2 separate regions of the Homo sapiens genome follow, and region 2 is linked to region 1. A link is a contact called in ENCODE Hi-C or POLR2A ChIA-PET data. All regions are on one chromosome and are shown on one strand. The core of a region is the stretch at or near the end of the contact, and the rest is flanking DNA. Distances in the headings are between cores, read along the strand shown. Region 1 overlaps PPP3CA (protein phosphatase 3 catalytic subunit alpha). Region 2 overlaps PPP3CA (protein phosphatase 3 catalytic subunit alpha).

Evidence for each region. A loop is a pair of places that touch in the nucleus more often than their neighbours do. ChIA-PET counts read pairs that join two places held with the same protein, here RNA polymerase II (POLR2A). Pooled maps may share reads with other maps.
Region 2: a loop to region 1 is called in a pooled map, with 2.5 times the contacts of the local background. The contact joins two enhancer-like sites. A Hi-C loop is called at or near these places in 2 of 50 pooled maps. POLR2A ChIA-PET finds 5 or more read pairs at or near these places in 3 of 52 experiments (GM12878, OCI-LY7 and Panc1).

What each region holds. Positions count from the first base shown.
Region 1 is chr4:101,168,129-101,170,828 of GRCh38, forward strand. The region is part of intron 2 of PPP3CA (protein phosphatase 3 catalytic subunit alpha); the gene reads right to left. Among named protein-coding and RNA genes, the nearest start is that of MIR8066, 71 kb to the right of the region's middle. Within about 2 kb of position 1,268, at least 2 of the 41 ENCODE cell types and tissues checked have a DNase peak (open chromatin) inside an H3K27ac peak, as active enhancers do.
Region 2 is chr4:101,305,021-101,307,720 of GRCh38, forward strand. All of the region lies in intron 1 of PPP3CA (protein phosphatase 3 catalytic subunit alpha), which reads right to left. Among named protein-coding and RNA genes, the nearest start is that of MIR1255A, 24 kb to the right of the region's middle. RefSeq lists an enhancer at 1-326. Within about 2 kb of position 1,296, at least 5 of the 41 ENCODE cell types and tissues checked have a DNase peak (open chromatin) inside an H3K27ac peak, as active enhancers do.

The sequences.
Region 1 (2,700 bases), core at 18-2,517:
GGCTAGTGCAGACAGGGAATGGAGAAGTGATCAAATTCCAGGCATAGTTTAAAGACAGAGCTAAAAGAACTTTCAGACAGACTGTGTACAGGATGGAGAAAAAATAGAAAGGAGATGTCAAGAATATAGTTGTGTGTAATAAGATGGAAGGCAAAGTAGGAAGAACAGATTTATGAAGGAAGGTCAGAAGTGTGGCTTTGGAAATGTTTAAATTTGAGGTGTGTCTCACACAGGCAAATGGAGAAAAGTAGATAACTAGAAATATGAGACTGGACAGAGGAAAGGACCGGGCTAAAGATGAGAATATTTAGGAATCATCTCACAAAAGACAATTTTTAGAACAAGACAATAGGGAAAATATCCAAAGGCAGTGAATGTAGATAGAGGAGGGAAGTCTAAGGACTAAATTGTGGGACACTCTAAGAGGGAGAAGAACCTCCAAGGAGACTAAGTAAAAAGGACCACAAACTAAGGAAAAAGCAGGTGAGCATGGTATCCTGATAACCAAGGGAAGAAAGTATTGAAAGAAAGAGGGAGTGTCAACTTCTCAGGAGGTCCAATGAAAGAAAGACTAAAAATTGGCTGATGGCAAAAAGGTTCAGGTACTGAACTGAATAATATCTATTAAGACCATATATACGTCTCCTTAAAAATTAGTTTTTAGGAGCTATGCCATACTATCCACATGTCTAGCAAGTAAGACCTCTTATTATATCAGAAATTTACACCAGTCTTTTGTATCTGCTTACACATATGATGATACATGTGCTAAATCCACCATCTTAGCCTTCTAAAGCAATGATATAAGAATTATAATTCTTTATAATTCTATCTTCCCCTTTATACCTATTTGCTGGATGATCAATAATATGTACTGAATGAAACAATAATAAAGCTACTTCATAGACTTCAGTCACAAATGCAAACAGGAAATTGAGACGCTCACTTTTGCACAAGGGCAATTAATTGCAAACAGGAACTACAGATAAGCAGTTAAGCAATTATACCTACATACAAAGGTCAACAACCAGCCTTGCCTGTTCACTGAAGATCAAACTGAGTGCCTAGTATGGTAATCATGTATAGGCAATTTAGGAAAGTGAATATATTACCTAAATTCTAATAAAGCTCGTAAGTGAAATTCATCACTTTTACCTTCTACATGGATTTAGCACAGTGCGTAGAGAAGATGCTCAGTCAGCAGCAAAGACAAGAATGAATGGTGTGCATGCCCAAGGCTACTACAAATGACCACTCTGGCTATGTCCTACAGTACTCCAGAGGGCGCTATTTACCAGGCTACCATGTCATGAGACGTGTAGTGCAGACATGCCCAACCACCTGTGGCAACCCTGGGGAGCATCAGTCAGACTCTGACTTTTATCCTAAAGCTGAAAAGCAATCACGGTAATGGCACATATATGCTAAATATCCTTTGAGATCAACATAAACTGAAACAGGCCTAAAGAAAGAGACAGTTATTAAATGCCTACCTATGGGTTTGATTTTTACCCAGTTCTATAGGTGAATATGTTTTCAGCATCTGATTATAAGCTGCTAAAAGGCAAGTAGAGCATGCAAATGTTATATACCAGAAGAAGTAAATGCCTTTTTTTTTTTACTGCTGACTCTTATGTGATGACTTTGCAACCTTAGAGAAATCTGTAAGAAGAGGCTTCAAAAAATGCTGACTCAGAAATAATTTACAAACCATGCTTTTAAGACATGTTGGTGATTTTTATCCTCTTAAATTTGGGGAGTCAGTTTTGATTCTGAAAAGACTGTTCATTTTACAGTAAGTGTCATGCAGTATATTTTGAATTTAGGCAGCTAATTATCAGGCAAGGCCCAAGTTTTTTGGCTCTGCTAACAATTATGGAAATTTCCCCTATTTCTATAGTTTTCCATATAAAATACAGTATTTATTTGCTAGCATTTGCTGATCTTAAACGTGGTCCAATTAACAGCTGTAACACAAGATACAAAAGTGACTTAAATTACTCCCAGATAATAATTTAAGATTCTTGGCTTACCAATTGAAATAACAAAAGAAAAGTGGCCTTAGAACAAGTAACACAAAAGTCTGTAATTTAGAGCATCAAGACATTTTTTCCCACAATTATATAAAACTACATAGAAAAGAAAAAAAAAACTCCTCCTGACTCTTGTTGAAAATCTCCCATAGAGATCCAATGGCAGAATATACTGCAAAGTACCTGAGATGTTAGGCTTTAATCTCCTGGACCCTCAAGGCTATAATTTTTCCTGGTAATTCTAAAGCCACAGTTAACTACATAACAGAGAGCATCAGTCAGAATTTAAAAAGCAAAAGCAATAAACATTTTGCATGTTACTACAAATAAATAAATGGAATTTAACTAACTGGAAAGGAGTTAAGGGCTGGGAAAGAATATCATGGAAGTAGGGTGAGAGGTGAAAAAAAAAAATAACAACAGGAGACTGCCTTCATATTTGCCAAAAAATGTTCACCATGCTTGGGTCAACCTCACACCTAGCATCTCTTCTCTACATGTCTGCACTTTTCTTAGATATACCTATACTTGGATTTTACTAAGAAAAGTAACAGAATAATCACGTTTCATCTACCTTCACTCAAAAATTCTTGCCCAGCCTATAATTAATCATTCTTATCTGTTCCCCAAATATCTTAAGCTTTCAAAATTCATTCAATTTATTTAA
Region 2 (2,700 bases), core at 46-2,545, 140 kb after region 1:
AAGCACAATAAATAAACAATGAGACCCATTCAAAGATGCTGGGGAGACATTCAGGCTTTGCAGGGTTAGAACAAGAGACAGCAGAACCACTTCCCACATGGGCAAGAGTTTGTTTATTTTATTCTGCTTATCTGAAATCAGAGCAAATGATCCCAGTGGTTTGGAATGGCTCAAAATGTTTCTGGGCATCTAGGGAAGAAAAACTGCCTGGTTTTCAGGCGGTGTTTCTTTTTGCTCATGTGAATTTTAAAGTTCACGACTGAAAACTGAAATATTTGAGACCACAAAAGGTATTATTCTTTCAGTCACATGTTTCAGAGGAGATCAAAAGAAACACTTTCCACATAACTTTGAAAGTACCACACAGTGTGACCCCATAAATTATTGTTTATGGAAATGTCTTTACAGAATTGTATTTCACACCTTGGGAAAAATGTGAAATGAACTTAGCAACTTTTAATCATAAAGTTTTCTAGAAAACTGAAAAAATACTTAAGATGTGAATTATTTGTTTCCATGATTTCATTTAAGGCCAGGCTAACTGATGAGAAAGCCTAGAATATATTTCTTTCAGAGTACAAATATGGAGGAAAAATGACTATCACCATTTTTTATATAAAGGTAAATGAAATCTATATCCTTTGAATTGAATGAGAGTTATAATATCAAAACTTTCTATTCAACAGCAATTTCAGAATGAAATCATTTGTCACAATCTTCCTATTTCAAATGCAGAAAACAGCAGGTTATGGAGGGGGGTGTTTAAAAAGAATCAATGATAATGAAGTTTCAACCTTTCATTAATATCTTCTTTTACATCCAACAGTCAGAAAATGTTTTTAAGGACAAATAGGAAAGTACCAAAATATAATCTACTCACTGAACCAGTTAATTTCAAAGCTTTACACAGTGCTTTGAGAGGATAAGACTTGCTGGAAAGGTACAGTGAAGTAGGAGATTTTTTTTTTTTCTAATCAGACATCCACAGGAGGAAAATGTTTTAACTCTGCCTCCTAAAATGGAGAATGTACTTCACCTTCATTAGGTGATGAGGCAGTCCACCACAAATACAAGAGCTAAAAATTCCTTAGCACAAGAAAATTAGCTCTTTGTCATGTCCATGGAACATCTATTGTTTGGCTAGCTTACTCTGGAAGGGGTTTCTAAGTTAGTTGGCTGTCATTAATCTAAGCGCATATGGGGGCAGCTAATTAGAGAGGGCACTTTTCTGTTTGAGCAACACTGCCTCAGGTGAGGCTTGAATTAGTAGCCAACTTTCACCCTACACCCCTACTCACTCTTGAATCAGCACTCTGTCTGGAACACCTACCACTCCACTTTTGGAATGTGGCCTGCCTCCTCCACCTGACCACCAAGGCTCCCCCTCCGGAAAGCCACAAATTATAGTGCTCAATTGCAGCCAAGAGAAGAAAGCACTTGGAGGTAAAGCCAAAGTGAGAGTGAAAGAAAAATTTCCACTAAGAAACCACCAGTAATAATAGATATATGAGCTACAGAAAAAGTAAACAAATATGGGCTGTACACCCACCACCTTCACTTCTCGGAAGAATAAGAGAAGAGAGAGAACACAAAAAGACTCGTATTCTGACTTGGGGGAAACAAAATTCAGCAGAAGCAAACCAAAAAAATAAACAAGCTGAGCTACAGATTTCATTCTCTTTGCTCTGACTTACTGTAATTCTGAAAGTTGATATATCGAGCATTACAGACTTACTGACAAAAAAACCAAATGCAACTCCCTTATTTCATATAGACTGCTTATTTTGTGAAGGTATACTCTGATTTTTTTTTGTCTGTTTGTTTAGTTGTGGTAGCTCCTTTAGTTAAGATGTGAGAATTACAGCACAGAATAGGCAAGACAAAAACAGTGAGTCCACGGGAGGATGAGGATGAGTGCTGTTTTCCTTCCTGGTAGAGAGCTGCTTCAGTAGTATTTATTGAAGGATTATATCTGAGGGAATGCATGCTATGTCTCCTCTCAAGAACCAATGCTACTGGTGGTATTGTAGGTGTTACAGCTCTATCAAAACACCAAGTAATTTTTCCTAGCAAAAACATTAAACTTCAATCATGCTGAACAAAGACTCTAAAATGGGATTAATCACTGCACTAATTTCACTTTGAACCAAAAAAAAAAAAAAAAAACAGATTCTGTTGGTACAGTGTATTTATACAAATGACCCTACCTTACGTGGAAAACCTGAATGTCTGAGGGTAAGATATGTTTGCCCTAGCTCCACTTGTGATTACAGATTAAGTTTTCCTGGTCTGCAGGAACTGAAACACAGAATGTGTTGAAATGAGAATAGCTGCCATATGTCAAGTATTTGGGAGCTTTTACCTTCGAAACAATTCTGAGAAGGTGGTTTGGCAGAGCAAAAACCTAGCAAATCAGATACGTCACCATAGTTGGCTGACCTTATCAGCTGAAAATAAATCTTCATTAGTCAAACTCTAATATATACAGATAAAGAAGGTAACTCCCTAAAAAAGTTTTTGCTTAACAAATTACTTATCTTGATTATGTAACAAATGGTTGCCATTCTTACTATAAAATGTAGTTACAACTGGTCATAAGTCCAGTGTTAAAAACACTAAAACATGGTCAAGTATAAAACAGTTTTTGGTGGAAATTTTCTTGGATGTTTCTAAATCTACCAGATGTACTTGTGGCCAACA